2 separate regions of the Homo sapiens genome follow, and region 1 is linked to region 2. The links are chromatin loops, found by intact Hi-C in ENCODE. Cell type or tissue: mammary epithelial cell. All regions are shown on one strand. Links, peaks and the distances in the headings refer to the core of each region. The heading gives the core; the rest is flanking DNA.

Region 1 (2,914 bases), core at 145-2,644, 270 kb before region 2:
TTAAAGTCTATTTTTTCTTATATAAAAATAGTGACTTCTTCTCTTTTTTCTTTTCTGTTTGCATGGTAGATCTTTCTCAACCCTTTGAGCCAATGAGTGTCATTATATATGAGATGGGTCTCTTGAAGACAACAGATGGTTGGGTCTTGTCTTTCCATTCAGCTTGCCACTTTATGTCTTTTAAATGGAGTGTTTGACCCCACTTAATTCAAGGTTAGCATTGATATGTGTGATTTTTGATCCTGTTAGCTGGTTGTGCAGTTGCTTTAAAGTGCCTGTGGGCTATCTGCTTAGGTGTGTTTTGTGGTAGCAGGTGTTTTTTTCATTCCATGTTTAGCACTCTCTAAGGACCTGTTGTAAGTCTGGTTTCTTTGAAACAAATTCCCTCAGTGTTTGCTTATCTGAAAAGGATTTTATTTCTCCTTCACTTATGAAGCTTGGTTTGGTAGGATATGAAATTTTTGATTGGAATTTTTTTTTCTAACAATGCTGAAAATAGGCCCTCAATCTCTTCTGGTTTATAAGGTTTCTGCTGAGAAGTTTGCTGCTAACCTCATAAAGTTCCCTCTGGATGTGATTTGACCTTCTCTCTGGTTGACTTTAAGATTTTTTCATTTGTGTTGATCTTGATGAATCTAATGACTATGTTCCTTGGGGATGGTAGTCTTACATTGTATCTAGCTGGGGTTTTCTATATTTATTTGCATGCCAACCTCTCTAGTGAGATTAGGAAACTTTTAATGGACTATATCCTCAAATATATTTCCCAAATTGCTTATTCTCTCTCAGGAATAGAAAGGAGTCATAGATTTTGTCTCTTTATATAATCCCATATTTCTTGGAGGTTTTGTTCATTCCTTAAAACTTCTTTTTCTTATCTTTTTTTTTTGGTCTGAGTTAACTTAAAGAACCAGCCTTCAAGCTCTGAGATTCTTTCCTCAGCTTAGTCTTTTCTGTTCTTAATACATCTAATTGTATTATGAAATTCTTGTAGTGAATTTTTCTAGAATTTCAGTTTTGTTTTTTTTTTTTTCTTAGAATGACTGTTGCTCTGGGATTATTTTACTGGATTCCTTGAATTCACTGGATTGGATTTCAGTATTCTCCTGAAACTTGATGAGTGTCCTTGCCATCCAGATTCTGAATTCTATGTCTGTCATTTCAGGCTGGTTAAGAACCATTGTTGGGGAGCTAGTGGACTCGTTTGGAGGTAAGCGGACATACTGGCCTTATGAATTAGCAGAATTATTGTGCTGATTCTTTCTCATTTTGGAGGGTTGGTGTTCATTTAACTATGATATAAGTTGAGTATAGTCACTTGGCTTCATTTCTGGATGCTTTCTGAGGGTCAGGGCTCTGCATAGGATCTTTATGTATGGGTGAATTGTTGTGCTTGTTTTCACAGGCATATATGTTATTAGCAGGATAATTTTTGTTGTTGTAGTTTGGGCTGTGATGCAGTAGATGGTGCTTAAGAGTAATGGCTTATAGGTAGGCTAATACCAAACTGTACCACTTTATGTACTTCACTCAGTTTGCAGACATGCTCTGTGGTTGAGGGGAGATACACTACTCCCTCACCAGGTCTGCTCATGGCCCACTGGGGAGCCCCTTTCAATCAATGGCACCATGTCCACATTTCTTTTGTTAGGTGCTCTGGGCCGTGGGGCTCCCTTAAGGAAAGGCTACAGCAGGGAGATATGCCACAGCCTTTCTGGAATGGTCCTTCAGAAGGAAGCTCACCCCACTTCCACCCTGGCCCAAGAACCTGTGCATCTCACCTGTTGCAGTGCTTTTAAGATGGGGGCTCCTTCCCTGCTCAGGTGCAGGCTACAGAGCTTGGCTCATTCTCCCCAGCTGTGTGCTGCATCCCTGGGGGTATCCCATGGCTCAGAGTTGGGTTCTAGTTGTGCTGAGGGATCTGATGTGCTCTTGGGTTACCAGGAAAGTATTCTTGTGGAACAATGCACTCAGACTGGACTGCAGAGGCCTCACTGTGAACTTTTTTCTGCAGAACAGTTAGGCATGGACCCTATGGGGGCCAGTGGGCAGGAGAGGCCAGTGGGCAGGAGGGCTTATGGAATACACGTGCTCTAGTCCCACAGGGAAACCAGCCCTGCTCTCTCTTAGCTCAGAGGTCAGCTAAGGCCAGTGCCTCCCGGAGGTGCATAGAGATCCCTGGAGCGTGGCCATCTATGGCTGCTCTCTGCTGGAGCTGCCCAGTGAACAAACGCTCCCAGGCTCCATGCTGTCTGAAGGCTTGTCTCTGCCTGCTCCCTAGGAAGATCCTCCAGACAATTCATAAGTCCATGGGGGATGTGGGGTCCCCTGTAGCAAGGATCCCAGAGGTTCATGACAAGTGTGAGTCATCCTTCATTCACTTCTTTCCCAGGAACCATTCAGGTTCAGGAGCTAGCTCTAGCATTCAGGTACCCTGCATGGGGTTCCCAGCTTCCTCCCTGTTCAGTCTCAGCTTCAGCATCACCTCTTCATTGAGTTCGGCATTTTCTTTCTGAAGACATTCCCGAATTATGGTGGTTTACTTGATAATTTGGTCTCTCTGAGTGGGAGCAGTGCCTCCTGGCTGCATCTAATCAGCCATCTTGTTCCCCCTTCCCCATGTCCTGCACTTTTAAAGATGTCTACAGTGATCAACATTATCCAATAAACTGACTGAGCAATAATGCAATATAAGTATTTTGTAAAAGTGGAGAAAAGTGTAGAATGCATTATACATTAACTTGAGTAATACAATAATATCAGGTTCAATTTGTAGAAAATTATTTTGGTCATATTTAATATGACCAAAGATAAGGGAAATAGCAGCAATGATGATACTTTATTATTTCTTAGTATAATAATATTTCAGACTTGTGGTTTGTTCTTTCCTCTCTTTTATATATATGGATATATA
Region 2 (2,914 bases), core at 268-2,767:
TTACTTTGATGGAGAGATGATCTCATCCTTTTCATTAGTTTTGCAGATAAGAAAAGTGAAAATTGGACTCAGAATTTGGCTTAGTCAAAGCAGACTGGTACAGTACCTGACAAACTCAATTCCCAAGTCAAAGGTCCTTGAATATAAGGTGTACAATCAGTAGACTCCTTTTTCAGATGTCTATGTGAGAACTACAGTAAATGAGAGGTGTGTGTGTGTGTGTGTGTGTGTGTGTGTGTGTGTGTTTTCATCCCAGTCTAGAAAAATGGCATGAAAATCAAATGATTTGCAGCACAGCTAATGGTAAAATCTTCCAAATCCAGAATTCCTGTGATCATTGTGTACTTCACTCAGCAGCATAAACCCTGGTTTTCGTGGCAATTCCCAGTTGAAGTGAAGCTAGTTGCGCCTGGGGAAACTTGATGTGATTGTTGCTAACTATTACTTATTTTCATGAGTTGGTACCATTTCAAGATTTGTGGTGCAAGGGTTTCTTTAGAAGTCTGCAGCCAGTATTAGTTCAGTCCTTTTGAACTTACAAAAGCACTGTCACATTCACAGTGCACTTGGTACTCATGATAACACTATGAAGTGTTGTGGCAAATATTGCTAGTTGTTGCCAATTTCTATGTTCTTCTTCTATAGTAACAGAATTTCTGCTTTTTGTATGGACATAAAAGCCACATATCCCAGCCTAGTTAGGTGTGGCCATATAGTTAATTATGGCCAATGGGATGAGAGTAGAGGTAATGAGGTATAAGTAGAGTTAATGTTTGTAAATTCAGTGCTCTGTCAACAAATGGGGACAGCACACTGTCTCCACTGGCTGGAATAATGCTGGGCTTGAGAAACCTTGTTCTAGGTGATTTTGAAATATTCATGAATAATAAATGCAGATTATTATCATTATAAAGATAAATGGTTGTGTGACCTTGTACACATTATTTAATCATTCTAAATTTGCTTCTCCAATCTAAATTTGAGATACTAATAGTCGCCACAAGGGATACAATAAATATTAGAAGGGACGTATATAAAGTGTGGATGACAGTGTTGTCAGTACTAATAGCAAGCAGAGCCTGGTTTTGAGAACCGTAGAGTGTGGAGGACAAGAGGGGAAGAGATACAGAGGCGACTGCAGGAGTGGGACTGAGAGGCAGCGGCCGGAGTCAGAAGGCCTTCCTCTTTCTCATGAGGTGGCTGTGGTGCATTCTTTACTGAACAGGACAAGACTCTGTGGTTAGTGCTGGAACTCTTTGTCCTGAGTTAACAGTAACAGGAAGAGTGACTCAATATCCAGCCTCAAAGGATGGAGAAGCTGAGTCTGGTTTGAAACTTCCTCTCTCAAATCAGGGTTTGTCTGGGAACTAGATGAGTAGAAATGACTGTTAGTGTGCTCCATAGAGACCAATAGGCCCAGCTAAGACAGGCTGGGTGGGAAAAAAGGCCAAGGGAATGAGAAGGTTTGGGCAACAGGAATTTTTATTAGCCTTGTGGTTTGAGCTAAGTTTTAATAGCCAGTAGACCTATGCTTGAATCCCAGATCTACTACTTAGCAACTGTTATTGGTACCAATTTCCACATCCTTAAAGTGGGAATAATAGCTACCTTTTGAGGACTGTTAATCACAGCCATCATCTACTGAATTCTTACCGTGGATCAATCACTTTCGTAAATATTTGTGTTCGTTATCTCAAGTAATCTTCACAATGCTGGAAGGTAAAAACCGTCATGATTTCCAGGTTACGGAAGAGAAAAGTGGGGCATAAGGAGGTCAGAACATAGACTCATACGATTAAACTCTACTTCTTTGTTGCTTTTCCACTTAGGATTAAATGAGAAAATATAAAGTACTTAACACAGTGGTTGGCTCATTGTCTTGAATAAATGGTAACTTTTAAATATTATCCCAATTTTAGAGATGAAAACCATGAAGCTAAGAACAGCAAAGCAAATTTCCCTGAATTGTGTGACTGTTGGTAGAACAGGGTTCACGCGTTTCACTCCACACAGTTTTGATGCATTCTGCCTTGCGCCAAAAGGGTATCCAGCAGAGTGGAAGCAGCTGCTTCACCCGGGATGGAGGAGGATGTTCAACCAGCTCTCAGAGGTCATGCCTGAACTCTAAGGACATGGCTTTATCCTTCTCAGGATGTATTCTTCGCCTGCTACATCTTGAACACAGCAACCACGAGCAGTCTTCATCCCATGACCGCTGCCCCCGCCTTGTTTCCACAGACCCAAGCTCCTGCAGTGCTCGAGTCACATGATCAAGCGCTCATTTCTGTTTGTGAAGTTTCTCAGCCAAAAGGAAAACCATTAGGTATCAAATTGCAAGTAGAAAGCATCCAAGAAGCTGCCTATTCCAGCACCAGTTCCTGCCAAAGAACCTTAAATAAACTTGGTGAAGGGAAGATGTCTGAAATTACTCTATACTCAGTATATTTAGTTAGATTAATAATAGAACTTGATTTCATCTAACTAATTAATTTGAGTTCTAAAAGCAGACACAAATAATAGGCTTGTTTTTTTTCATTTTTTTTTCATTTTGATTCCCTTTGGGGATTTTTTTTAGGGGGGGTGGTGTAAAATGTTAGTCAATGTACTACTAAGGATAAAAGAAAAACTATCTATCTAAAGAGTGAAGTAGCTCTTTATATTTTTAACCAAAGGTGAGAGGTAAAGTCAAGCAATTTCTCTAACAATCAATTGTTATATACAGCAGTAACATGGATAGAAAAGGATACTCAAACAGGAAAAAAAAATCAATACAACTTAAAAAACATAATTAAACACGTAAAATGTTTGCCTTTATTTTTGAAAATTATCTTATTTCAATACAATATTTTCTGAAGGAAAGTGAACAGTTATGTCCCCATTTAAAAAAAATAAGTCTAATAAGGTAGACACTCCT

Evidence for each region. Peaks named below come from ENCODE experiments on the same cell type or tissue, not always from the same donor. Only the 100,000 strongest peaks of a DNase experiment are listed, where the experiment ranks them.
Region 1: it touches region 2 in a loop (15-fold over the local background); 6 of 110 quality-filtered maps call a loop at or near these places.

The regions. Positions count from the first base shown.
Region 1 is chr1:199,045,393-199,048,306 of GRCh38, reverse strand. The region is part of intron 2 of LINC01221 (long intergenic non-protein coding RNA 1221); the gene reads right to left. Among named protein-coding and RNA genes, the nearest start is that of LINC01222, 28 kb to the right of the region's middle. In mammary epithelial cell, for the core only: a CTCF peak has its summit at 1,466; no DNase peak of the experiment used is centred there.
Region 2 is chr1:198,775,172-198,778,085 of GRCh38, reverse strand. No RefSeq gene overlaps it. Among named protein-coding and RNA genes, the nearest start is that of MIR181B1, 82 kb to the left of the region's middle. In mammary epithelial cell, for the core only: no CTCF peak of the experiment used is centred there; a DNase peak (open chromatin) is centred at 1,345; H3K27ac peaks cover 1,817 bases.